Linked DNA regions of Homo sapiens: region 2 is linked to region 1. Evidence: read pairs that join two places in POLR2A ChIA-PET (ENCODE). Cell type or tissue: OCI-LY7. All regions are shown on one strand. Links, peaks and the distances in the headings refer to the core of each region. The heading gives the core; the rest is flanking DNA.

Region 1 (7,926 bases), core at 1,783-5,782:
TTTTTAGTAGAAACAGGGTTTTGTCATATTGCCCGGGCTGGTCTTGAACTCCTGGCCTCAGGTGATCTGCCCGCCTTGGCCTCCCAAAGTGCTGGGATTACAGGCATGAGCCACCGCACCTAGTCTCTTCTGTAAAGTTTTTTTTTTTTGATGGAGTCTCCCTCTGTCACCAGGGCTGGAGTGCGGTGGCGCGATCTCAGCTCACTGCAACCTTCACCTCCCGGGTTCAAGCAATTCTCCTGCCTCAGCCTCCTGAGTAGCTGGGATTACAGGCGCCCACCAGTACACCCAGTTAATTTTTTGTCTTTTTTAGTAGAGACGGGGTTTCACCATGTTGGCCAGGCTAGTCTCAAACTCCTGACCTCGTGATTCGCCCTCCTCGGCTTCCCAAAGCGTTGGGATTACAGGCGTGAGCCACCACGCCTAGCCTCCTGTATACTTTAACTAGTCTCTAGATTACTTACATTATCTAATAAAATATAAATGTTATGTAAATAGTTGTTATACTGTATTATTTAGGGAATAATGACAAGATCTAAAAGTCTGTATATGTTCAGTACAGAGATAATTATTATTTTTTTTGAAATGCTTTGATTCACAGTTGGTTGAATCCACAGATGCAGAATCCGCAGATAGAGGTGGCTGACTGTCCTTTTATGAATTAATTGCTCATATGCCTTGTAAGTGTTCTGTATATAGTAAAGATATTAAACCTTTACATATATATACTTTGTAAAAAATGAACTTCTATAATTTACATACTATGCCCAATAGTTTTTGTCTGCCTTGCCGTATATGTCATTTAAATTATTCCTTTCTTCCCTCCTTGGCTGCATTTATGACTTTCCTAATAATATTTCTAAAAGACCACTATCATCTTGAAAGAGTACAGTACATAACCCATGACGCAGGGGAGAAACGGGTACAGCAGGCAACTCTGTTCAATTTGTATGGAAAAATGTCTTGCATTTTTTCACTTTTTTGACTTGAAATAATATTTTACATCATGATTCAATGTACCTCATGTAAGTATATATGTAAATATACATAGGTAAAGCATGTTAAGTAAATGTACATATCACATATAAGTATACAGGTATAAAATAAATAAAAGTTTTCTAAAACAGTACTATCATGTTTAAAAAAAAGTTTACATACTGTACTTTCTGTTGTCTTAGGATAGATGCATGAGAAGAAAGGATACTTTATAAGGTAAGAACTCAAAAGAGGCAGGTTTCAGTATGTTGTCCAGGCTGCAAGGCAGTCGCTCTTCACAGGTGTGATGCCAATACCGATCAGTGTGGGAGTTTTGCACTGCTCTGTTTCCAACCTCTGCCACTTCACCCCTCCTTAGGCAACCTGGTTGTCTCCTGCTTCTGGGAGGTCACTACATTGATGCTGAACTTAGTGCAGACACTCAATTGGCATCATGCACTACAGCCAAGAACTCCTGGACTCAAGCGATCCTCCCACTTCAGCCTCCTGAATAGCTGGGACTATAGATGCATGCTATCATGCCTGGTAGTACTATCCTTAATACCTGCCTTGTACACAGATATTTTTCCTTTTTTCGTAGGCTAGTTGATATCAAATTAAGTTGAGTTCATGAGCCATTAATAATACCCAACCCACAGTTGGAGAAACACCATAATAATTGAAGATGCTCTGGATCCAGGAAAGAAATATAAGTATAAGCATCCTTATGTTTTCAGAGTTTAATTAATTAAAAGAAGAGTTTCTGGAATTGGGCTGCTTAGTTCAAAATCTGGTTTATGAACCATGGGAACTTGGGCAGAGTTCTTCATCTCGCTGCCTGGTTTATTTAACTTTCAAACAGGGACAATATTAATTCCTACCTTATAGAAAAGTCATGAGAGTTAAATGAGATGGTATGTGTACAATACTTAAGAAGCATGTGAAAAGCATTCAAAAATGCTATGAGATACAAGTATTCCCATCTTTATGTTTTTGGAGTCTAATTAATTAACAGAAATCTGTATTATGTTACCTGAAATATGTATTATACATGTATCATCTCATTTAAACTCTCATGAATTTTCTATAAGGTAGGGATTAATACTGTCCCCATTTGACAGTTAAAGAAACTAGGCAGAGAGGTGAAGAAACCTGCCCAAGTTCCCATGGTTCATAAACCAGATTTTGAATTAAGCAGCCCAATTCCAGAAACTCTTCTTTTCAACTCCTCTGACCTTCCACTTGCTCTGCTGCAGCCCAATATGAGTCCAGGGGCACTAACCCCTAAGTGAGGAAGAAAACTGATTGCAAAATTTAGCACCAAAGCTATAGAAAGTTTTGAGGTTTCAATAAACCGTAAGGCAGTGGGACAGGAAAGAGATTAGAAAGCAGAGAGTGAGGGTGAATGAGGGTCCGCCATCAGAGTAGCCATAGGCTGTTTGCAAAGAACCTGTTCTTTTCTAAATCTTTCTGTTCCTGCCGAAGGAGGAGTAGGTAGAAGAAACATGAAGCTCAAATAAAACAAGTGCAGGAGGAATATTAGGTCATCGGGCCTGGTTTATCTGTCAGCATTAGGCAGATATCTGTAATGAAATTCCACTATAAACATATACATGCAGGCATTTGTCTATCTTATTTTTTAGATGCAAATCTGTATTGGAATGTATAAACAAGGGTGGGAGGGAAAGGGAGCTGAAGCCATTTTTTTGAGGCTAGGAACTGTAACAAAGGCTATCCCCAGGCAAAATTTAGCCTTTATGATGTTAATTGAGGCATACCTTCCTGCAGTCCAGGTTTTAGCAGAGTCCAGAGCCTTAAAGGAGAGTCTGCCAGAATTTGGGCTTTTATAGTCACTCACTCCAACCCTCTTTTTCTTTTCTTTAATGGCTTACTATTTGTGTTTAAGTTGAAAACTTAGCTTCTTCTACTGGAAGAAGATGATGGGTTTGGTTTTCTAATAAAAAGACTACTATCAAAGTGGCAGGAAGTCTTGTTCACGCAAGTCTTTAAAAACTGCTGCAGTAATTCAGGCCAGCATTTAGTAACATCACAACCAGGAAGTCCTTTTTTAGATCTAATCTACATCCATCTTGCTGCAATTTATAAATAAATGTTGGCTTCCCACCCCAGCCCTAGAGTGCTGAATGCCCAAGGAAAATTTAAAACAGTGACTGAGTGCATACCAAACAGAGCCATCAGCAGAGTTCATTCATTTGCATACAACACATTGTGATCCTCGGATAAAAGATGCTACATTTGTACAAAGCCTTGCTAATGTTTTTTACAAATTAGTCCCATAATTAAACCCCTGCAAATAGTAATTGCAAATACTTACTTCATTACTAAATAATTCCTATTCAGAAAAGAAAAATCCAGCTCATTTACTTATTTTATTGTTGGACAGATATATACAATAGATCTTTATCTGAAGACATAGGGCATTGAGCTCTTGCTGAGATAAATTAGGAACAATGCTGAGATAAATTAGGAACAATGCTTTCAAATCCTGTGCACCAGAAAAAAAAAATGTGCTTCAGCTTTGCAGGTGTTGGCTGGAGGTGGGAGTTTCATGGTTGCATATTAACTCTCTGACCTCCCCTCGATAGCCAGGTGACAGCTGCAGTGAGGTTTCTTTGAAGTGTGACATTCCTTCGGCACTTCAAAGGACCCAGGCCTCTGAGGCAGGTATGTTTGCTGGCCACACCTGGTACCTGCCAACCCCACTGTAGCAGCTGGTGGACAGGAAGCTCCTAGGAACTAGCCCAGGGTCTCTCTAATGAAGTACATCTGACTGATACTGTTCCAAAGTGGGAGAGAAAGGCCCTCACATCAGTGAAGAGCTTCAAGCTCTGTCGTTTTCTAAGGAAACAATGTCTCCTCCACCCAGGTCAGCACTTCATAGCCCGGAAAGCAGCAAGTATGGAATTTTGACTAGAAAGTGCCCTTTGTGAAAATCAAACTTTATTCACACAGGCAAGAGGTCTGAGCAGATTGCTAAAGAGAGACTTAGTTAAAAGTGAAATGTGAGCAGAATGCTAAGGCTGAAAACTATTGCTGGGAAAGGTAAATGTGAAAACACCCTAATAATTGAATCCAACATGCCAAAGGGAGCACTTTGAGGTCAGACCTAGAATAGGAAAATAACCCTGGCCTCGATCCAAGTTGGTTAAAAAGCACTTAGCACATACGATATACTCCACACCATTGCCAATCCCCCAAAACAACCACCTTTTGGTGCTTCTTCTGAGTAACAAGTTTTTGGGTTTTGTTTTGTTTTGTTTTGTTTTTTGAGATGCAGTCTTGTTCTGTCACCCAGGCTGGAGTGCAGTGGTATGATCTTGGCTCACTGCAACCTCTGCCTCCCAGGTTCAAGCGATTCTCCTGCCTCAGCCTCCCCAGACACTGGGACTACAGGTGCCCGCCACCACACCCAGCTAATTTTTGTATTTTTAGTAGAGTTGGGGTTTCACCATATTGGCCAGGCTGGTTTTGAACTCCTAAACTGGTGATTCACTCGCCTCAGCCTCCCAAAGTGCTGGGATTACAAGTGTGAGCCACCGCAACTGGCCCTGAGTAACAAGTCTTACTGAGTCCCTACAGTACATGACCTGGTGTCAGGAAGGTAAATAAAACGCAGTGCTTCTCATTTACCATCTGGTTGAGACTTTCAGCTGTAGACCTCCCTGTCAGGCATTTAGCCTCTAAAAACAGATGCCCTCAGGTCCAAATCAGAGCCCTTCCATTTGCTGTGAGTCCTTGGGCAAATGGACTTAATTTTTTTTTGTCTCAGTTCCACCCTCAGAGAATAGCAATGAGGATTAGAGAGAATGCATGTACAATGACTAGGACAGTGTCTGGAGCTCAACAACAGGTCAACAAATATGAGCTAATACTCTTACAGCTATTACAGGGAAGAAGATGATAAGGTGGGATGTGGCCTTGGAAAAACCACTGTCCCACCCAGCTTATGGATCACATTGACTGTCAATGAACTGTATCTGCACTCATAACTCACTTGTTTCTGGAGGAAGATAGGTCTTACACTAGCTGTTTATGTTCCACGGGAGAATGCTATGAACCTAGGAACCAGGTCTCTGGTGTTTTCTGTTTGTTTGTTTTTGTTTTTTTGGAAACAGCTTCTCACTTTGTTGCCCAGGCTGTAGTGTCATGGTGCAGTCTCAGCTTGATTGCAGCCTTGACCTTCTGGGCTCAAGCAATCCTCCCACCTCAGCCCCCTGAGTAAGCTGGGACTACAGGCATGCACCACCATGCCTGGCTAATTTTTGTATTTCTCATAGAGATGGGGCCTTGCCATGTTGCCTAAGCTAGTCTCAAACTCCTGGCTCAAGGGATCTGCCCACCTCCTCAGCCTCCCGAAGTGCTGGGATTCAGGCATGAGCCACTGCACCTGGCCTCCAGTGTATTTTCCTACAGCATCTGGCAGGGAAGCCAATGCAATGGACCTCACCCTGCCAAGGCGTGGCAATGAGCTGGAAGAGCCTATACTGATCCCACCCACTACCTCCCAGTAGCATGCATGCACAGTGCTCAGCTCATGGGCTTGCGGTGAGGATTAAGTAAGATCGTGAGGGTGATGCTCTTAGTGTAATGGCTGGCACATACTAAGGATTCAACACTTGTTTACTCCTCTTATTAAGTTAAGATACAACCATTGTGCCTGGAACAGCAAGTGATTCTTTTTTTTTTTTTTTTTTTTTTGAGACAGTCTTGCTCTGTCGCTCAGGCTGGAGTGCAGTGGCGCAATTTCGGCTCCCTGCAACATCCACCTCCTGGGTTCAAGCAAAATTCTCTACCTCAGCCTCCCAAGTGGCTGGGATTACAGGTGCTCGCCGCCACACCTGGCTCACTTTTGTAGCAGAGACTTGGCCAGGCTGGTCTTGAACTCCTGACCTCGTGATCCACCCGCCTCGGCCTCCCTAAGTGTTGGGCTTACAGGCATGAGCCACCATGCCTGGCCGGTAAGTGATTCTTTTCCATAAAAACATCCATTCCCATCGCTGAGCTAGCCCTTCCATAAAATGCAAGATAACTGCAGAGAGAAGACAAAGGCAGAGAGTGAAAGGCTCATTTAGCTTTGCATCCTCACATGCATTATAGAATATGGTCAGAGAATAGCTTCAGAATTCAGAAAGGTCAGGGTTGGAATCTTGACTGCACAACTTAGTAACCAAGTTACTTAGCCTCTCCAAGTCTCAGCATCCTCGTCTATAAAATGGAGAGAGAGGTCATACAAATGAAACATAAGGTATGTAAAATATCTAGCCTGTTAGAACACACCTAATAAGATACACTCATGGCACCAACTTTCTCTCATGGTTCTCCCTTCAAGCATTTTATATATTCCCTTTTAACGAGTACTTTGTAAAGGCTGTAAAAATTGGCTTGCAAAATAGCATAAGATTGCATGACGGCAAACATCGTTGCTTTCCTCCAGAAAGCATGAGCTAGTGAACCTAGCATGGCAGCATATCAGCTGTGCTTCCCATCCAGAGGTAAGACTGGGCCCAGCCAGAAGGGAAAGGCAGAAATTTACTCTGATTAACACCAACCCTTCCTTTTGACTACCTCCCAACAACTTTGTCTCCATTACCAACTAGGCAGTATCTTCCAGGCCTTTAACACACGCGCACACACACACACACACACACACACACACACGCACACACGCACAGAGAGAGAGAGAGACCTACATTTTATTTATCCCCCTCTTTTCTTCACATAGGTAGGAGTATGTACTATGATGTGGTAGAAATGGCCTGAACTTTGAGGCCAGACACACTGGTGATTTCCCAAAGGAAACTAGTTCAAATTGACCCAGTTTTGCTAAGGCCTCACCCCAGCCATGTCTACCTTCTCTATCAAGGTCAAGGCATGTACAATCTCTCACCTAAACCTCATAAAATAACCCCTGTCCAGACTCTCCACTCCACAACAATTCTCCTCTGTTAATCTCTCATTGGCTGCCATGAGGATCTATGTCCACATTTTACCCACCTCCTCCCCCACTGAACAACAATTCTGTGATTATGGGAGTGATGAACATTAATACTGCTACTATCACTGTTATGACAGCTTGCCTTTATTAAGGCATTGTGCTAAGGGCTATGGATATGTTAGATCATGTTATTTCTCATAACAACCCTGTAAACTGAGTATTATTTTTCCAATTTTTCAAATAAGAAAACTAAGACTCAGAGAACTTGGGTAACCTGCCCAAGGCCATAAGTCTCAAATATAGAAGCTCTGGAATTTCAAACAGGTTAGTTCATTCATTCATATATCCATTGATTCATTCCCTCAACATTCAAAATAGTTATTGAGTATATTCCCTGTGCCAGGAACCAGTGAAGCTAGGTTTTGGTTATCAACAAACAAGATGGATGCTATTCCTGTCTTAGAGGGATTTATCTTCAGTCTGATTCCAAATCCTGTTTCTTTACCACTACATGTATCATTTCCCAAATTAGGGATCAAACAGTCATACCAGTTAGTATAGTATACCTTAACCTGGAAAAGAACTGACACCTTCACTTACATGGAGACTGTAGCCTGATATACCCTGCCATCACCCTTCACAAGCAAAAGGAAAAATTTCTAAAGAGTTCTAGAAAATTCAGACTATATTCTGGAAGTACAACTCTAGAAGCCTGGGACCTCTGCATTCTAGTTCTGCTCAGTTTGAATATGGCACTAATGTGGAAGTCCACGAGTGTCTGTCACTCATGGCTGGCCACACCCCCTATTCTTGCACAGGTTCCCTCCCTGCCTGAGGAAGTATTTCTAACAGATATTTCAGTTCACTTCCTTCTCAGGCTGGCCTTGCCTCACTTCTAGGATTGTTTCTCTATCCATCTCCTACACACAGCCAGGCCACACAGGTAGGTTCCTACTTAGTATTTTAGTATGATTTCAGAAATACTGAGAAGCTAA
Region 2 (5,999 bases), core at 1,967-5,966, 590 kb after region 1:
CAAATGAAAATTAAGGCTTCCAATGAACTTGCCAGGCAATCTAAACTCAACATTTAAAGTACCAAAGATAACACAGAAGACAAGGAAAAGCAATGGAGGAAAAAATATCAACTACTGAACCAAAGTAGCTATCACACATGAGGCAGAGAAGTAAATGAAAAAGAATAACCCCTCACCCATCTAGATACACTTGAGAAACAGAACAAAAGACTTCCAAATAATTAAAATGCCACAAGGGTCATGTGTTTAAAGCTAAAATGCCATTCCCTGGAGCAAAGTCACTATTTTACACACAATTCTAAACAGTTTCATTCAGTTTCCAAGTAGCAAACAAGAAATGGCAAGATAATCATAACAACATGCAAGTTGGGGTAGGGGACAACGAAAGGGGAAACAAAAACTATGAAGCAAGCAAGAATTCAGAGTTCAAGTTTTAGGACCAAGCGGCATAAAGGCACAAACAACTATACAAATCAATAGTGAAGGGACATAAGTGTATTTTAACACTGTATCATGATCATCATAATTTCTATGAATAAATCTGCATTAACAAAAAAATAGTTCAATAGGCTCTGTTTCTTCTGTTTATGAAGCTAGAAGAAGACTTCTAATAAAAGATGGGGCGCTAAATACAAACTTTCCCTTCAGTTACTCCAGATACTCCACTGAAATAAAAACAACTCATAAAAGAAAGAAAATCGTAACAGTAAAGAAATTAAAATTGAGGCTAGAAAGAAAATCCAACAAATTTCTGGGAAATGAAAGTATATGTGAGATTGATAGAAATAACAAGCGGAAAAAGCCACAGCCTCATTATAACCTTTAAGAGTGACATGGAAAGGATGGGAACCAATACGTCTGAGAAGATCCCCAGGAAAGCATGATTATAAAGTAAATGGTACAGCAGAGGGTGGAAATAAATAGTAGGGTTAAAAATAAGAGAACTGAGTATTACTTGACTAACTATAAGGGACAGCTATATCTCCCATCCCCTATTTCCAAGCAGTTTCTAAACAACTGACATTTTACCTCCAGGCAAAAAAACAAGTCAGCTTTTCCCTAAAGAAAGTGAACCACTATCTAGGGAAAGCTAAGCGGAGGTGTGGCACAGAGTAAACACATCTCATCCAGCATTTAAAGGGCCCATACATAGCCTAGCAGCTAGCTCCTCTCTCTTTTACCCTAAAACAATCTGCCAAGAGACAGATCCTACTCTGTACTACCTTGCCCCACAAAGTGCTCTGGCCAGAATTCCTACTCAAAGAAAAAAAAATCTAATAGGGAAAACAGTCCAAGGAACAGGGGAGGGAGGGTGACCAGGAACCTAGTCTGTCTTTCTTAACCATGAATGGACAACCAAGAATTATCAGGCACATAAGGAAAACTGAGCATGAAAAAAGAATGATTACAAAAACAAACATAAAAACTGACCGGAGGAGAAAAGGAGATAAATTAGACACAAGGAGACACAAGGTATCTTTAAAAAAATCTAATTTGCACATTCTAAGACTCAAGACGACAATACAACATAGTGTAAAAATGGTGGGAAAAGAAAAAGAGAACAACAAAACTTACAGATTACCCCCAGGAAAATCAGCCAAAATACTAAAGGGGAAAAAAAACCCACAAAATATAAAAGATGAGAGAAGGAAGATCAAGACAGAAAGCAACTGCCTACTGAAAAGCAAAAAACATGATGAAGGGAGGAAATTATTAAAGACAGAGAAGAGTTTCCTGGAATTGGAAAAATAATCTGATTCAGACTGTAAGAGCAACTGAGTATCTAGACAAACAGCCAAACAAAACAAAAATGACCTATACACCTCATTATGACTTTGTAGAAGATACAAAAGAACGGATTCTAAAAGTTTTCAGACAGAATAAAGAACAAATCACCTTAAAAGGATAGTGAATCAGACTGATACATGACTCCTTCTTTTTTTCTTTTGAGACGGAGTCTCACCCAGGCTAGAGTGCAGTAGTTTGATCTCGGCTCACTGCAACGTCCACCTCCCAGGTTCAAGTGATTCTCCTGCCTCAGACTCCTAAGTAGCTGGGATTACAGGCACCTGCCACCATGCCCAGCTAATTTTTAGTAGAGACAGGGTTTCACTATGTTGGCCAGGCTGGTCTCAAACTCTTGACCTCATGATCCACCCGCCTCGGCCTCCCAAAGTGCTGGGATTACAGGCGTTGATGTATGACTTCTAATCAGCATCCCTAGATGCTAGAAGACAACAAAGCAATCCTTTCAGGGTTCTAAAGGAAAATTATTTCTAACTAACAATATTGTACCCAGCCAAATTATCAATCATTTGTGAGAATAGAATGGAGACTTTTTTACACAGAATTCGGAAAGTTTGCCTCTCATACATACTTCTTTTTCAAAGAGTTATTTGAAGATGTACTCCAATAAACAGATCAAGCAGATGCAAAAAAAAAAAAGGAAAAAAAAATATGTATAACAGAATGGATCCAATTCAAGAGTAAGGAGAAAGGAAGTTACAAGAAAAGACCTAGAAGAGTCCAAATGGAGGCAGAGTTACAGACAAATACAGATAAATAGAGAATGCAGCACAAAAGGCAGTATGCTGAAGAGTTGGGGTGTGGGGGGGCTGGGGTGTAGGGGAGGCTATAATAGAGGCATATAGTACAAGAAAAGAGGGCAATTTAAGACACTAAGAAAAACAGGAAGTCCTATTCAAAAACTTTTTTAATTCCAAAGTTAGATTTTGGTCATATCCAAATTTTTTTTTAATTTGATGGTCAGAATTGATAAAATAAATAAAGTCTACTAATTCTCTATATTATCAACATGTTTCTTCTGGCAGCCCAGGGACAGAAAAGGAATAATCATCTAAGCACATTATCTGGCTTAGCATTAAATAATACTTACACAGTCATGGTATCAACACTATTTATTGGTTTTCATAATTTAGAGACAACCTGTGGACATGACAGCTGAGATTACAGGGGAAAAAACGTGTATTTGTTTAGGCCAGGGGTGTCCAATCATTTGGCTTCCCTGGACCACACTGGAAGAGAAGAATTGTCTTGGGCCACCCATAAAATACACTAACACTAACAATAGCTGATGAGCTTTAAAAAACAAAAAAATCTCCTTATGTTTTAAGAAAGTTTATGAATTTGTGTTGGGCCGCATTCAAAACTGTCCTGGGCCGTGCGCAGCTCACCAGCCAGGGATTGGACAAGCTTAGTCTAGCCAATAAAAAGTACAGCTACTGGTTTAGAAGAAATAATCACAAGGTAATAAATGGAAAATTCAAGTAATTTCTAAAGCTGATAAAGAGAAAGGTGAATCAACATTAAGGCTGGGTACCAGGGTTCATGCCTGTAATCCCAACATTTTGGGAGGCAGGAGTTCAAATTCAGCCTATGCAAAATAGCGAAACCCTGTCTGTACAAAAAAAATAAAGTAGCCAGCCACAGTGGCACAAACCTGTAGTCCTAGCTACTGGGGAAGGTGAGGCAGGAGGATCCTTTGAGCTCAGGAATTCTGCACTCCAGCCTGGAGTGCAGGAGACAGGAGGAGACTCTGTCACTCAAAAAATAATACAAACATATATATAGTATATCAAGGAAGAGAGGAAAACACACACACACACACTAGAAACTAGGATGTTTTATAAAAACAACATAGCTTCCTTTATTGGATATACAGAAATGAACTGCTCCCCATGAACCTTACCCAACCCCTAAAAGGGGAAAAAGTTCTTTAATTAAGGATAATAGTTTCTTTCCATTTAAAATCATTTCTTTCAGATTCACTCATTCACTCAATCTTTAAAGCAGTAGTTCTCTACTGAGAGTGACCTTGTCCCCAGGGAACATCTGGCAATATCTTGAAACATTTTTCATTGTCACAATTAAGAAAGATGGTACTAGCATCTAGTGAGTAGAGGCCAGGGATGGTGCTATACATTCTACAATGCACAGGAACACACAACAAAGAATTATCCAGCCCAAAATATCAACAGAGTCAAGTTAAGAAACCCTACTTTAAGAAAACTCTTCAGACTTGTATAGATTTTCTCTGTTCCTCATTCTTATCATGGTGACTGGGCGTAAGATAAAGCTTTCATGGGCATCTGGAGTATTATGATTAGCCTGAATACAGACCCATGGATTGCCCTGGGGATCCTCACAGGCCTCTAAGGTTTGAATATTGGCCCTCACAGAGTCACAATGGCACATGCTGATGAATATGTTGGAACAGTATCCAGAGGATCTCCTAACTTGGCCCCACCCACCTCAGCTCCTGCTGGTACGGATATTATTACAGTCTCGACTACCTCGTCTATCCAGTCCCTGGCTTATACTTAAGGCAACACTAGCTGCTTAACAAATAAACCCCAGATTTTCGGTAGCTTCACACAATTAAAATTTCTCATTAATATTACAATCCATTGTGGGTATTCCTATTTGGTACACAAATTTCTTTCACATGGTAAATTTAGGGACTGTAGAACATTCCAATCTTATGGTTTTACTATCCCTTAAGAGCCTAAACCTCTGCATCTGGCCCTTGAATTAGAAAAGAGAAGGTGAAGAAAGAATACCTATTTTTTCTGCCACTTCAACCCAGAAGTGACAACAAATTGATTTCTATTCACATTCACTAGTGAAAAACTAGTGGCAGGCACAGTGGCTCACACCTGTAATGCCAGCACTTTGGGAGGCTGAGGCGGGCAGATCGCTTGAACTCAGCAGTTAGAGACCAGCCTGGGCAACATGGTGAAACCCCATCTCTACCAAAAATACAAAAAATTTGCCAGGCACGGTGGCACATCCCTGTAGTACCAGCTACTCGGAAGGCTAAGGCACAAGAATCACTTGAGCCCAGGAGGCGAAGGTTGCAGTGAGCCAAGATCCTGCCACTGCACTCTGGCCTGAGCAACAGAGCGATACCCCATGTCTCCAAAAAAAAAAAAAAAAAAAAAAAAAAAATGTTGCAAGCAAGAGGGAGCACAAATTTTTGTGGGCAATGAAATGAATCTGCCCTTCCCACAACCTCTGTCTACTACATGGTCCCTCCCTCACAATAGCAGCCTAATGACAGGCTTCCTGGCTCTCACTCTACTAACTTCTATTTCCTTCACTAGTCATATGTGAGAACATCCAGATCTCTTTCAGACCATGTAAGAACCATGGAAAACTCACAGAGTGCTATCTCTGGCCCCCTCTCTGCTTAAATATGCCATTTTCTTCCCTTTTGGCCACCCCAAGTCAGCATAGGGCCAGTGCAATAGGCTAGTAAGTGGCTGTACCAGTTCTGAACTTTGGCAGTCTGGCTCCAGGGTTCGTGCTATTCTGCCTCTCCAGATTTCTAAAATAGGTGATAAGACAGAGCACTTCCATTACTACCAATGGATATTTGTAAAGCACCTACATCTTGCAAAACAGCCTAGAACTATTACAAACTCCACACTATGATGCACAGCACTGCTTTTCTTTACTTCCAAATTGCTGATCTTACAAGTTATTATAATCATAACAATGCACAAAATTACACACTAAGCAAAGCTAGTCTCCAGAAGTCCCTCATCCTACTCTCCACTTGAACAATGTACCTGTGCCCTCACATCCAAAGCACCCCACCTCATTACTCTACCCGGTAATAATGTTACTTAGATTGAACTTCTCTCTCTCCAGATCTACCATACTTCCATCCCATCAAAATATACCAACATAGATTCCATAATTTCCACATGGGCCCCAGCCTTCCTTGTAAAAAATTATGTAATCTGACAAACTATTCCTGCTAATATGTAGGCATTTGGCAGCCAAAAAGCAAAAATTACCTTACTGGTGGTCATCTCAACAGGACAGATTTCAACTGTACAGATCTGTGTCCCTCAAATATCACTAAATAGGCCTGGCATGGCAGCTCACATCTATAATCCCAGCACTTTGGGAGACCAAGGTGGGAGAATCATTTGAGGCTAGGGGTTCAAGACCAAGCTGGGCAACATAGTGAG

The links. ChIA-PET counts read pairs that join two places held together with the same protein. Peaks named below come from ENCODE experiments on the same cell type or tissue, not always from the same donor. Only the 100,000 strongest peaks of a DNase experiment are listed, where the experiment ranks them.
Region 2: POLR2A ChIA-PET joins it to region 1 with 6 read pairs; 4 of 35 experiments call an interaction of 5 or more read pairs at or near these places.

The regions. Positions count from the first base shown.
Region 1 is chr12:75,956,608-75,964,533 of GRCh38, forward strand. It overlaps the pseudogene RN7SL734P. Among named protein-coding and RNA genes, the nearest start is that of PHLDA1-AS1, 70 kb to the right of the region's middle. RefSeq lists an enhancer at 875-1,820. In OCI-LY7, for the core only: no CTCF peak of the experiment used is centred there; DNase peaks (open chromatin) are centred at 3,044 and 3,614; H3K4me3 peaks cover 2,236 bases; H3K27ac peaks cover 2,997 bases.
Region 2 is chr12:76,547,489-76,553,487 of GRCh38, forward strand. The region is part of intron 1 of OSBPL8 (oxysterol binding protein like 8); the gene reads right to left. Among named protein-coding and RNA genes, the nearest start is that of OSBPL8, 9.3 kb to the right of the region's middle. In OCI-LY7, for the core only: no CTCF peak of the experiment used is centred there; a DNase peak (open chromatin) is centred at 3,983; H3K27ac peaks cover 745 bases.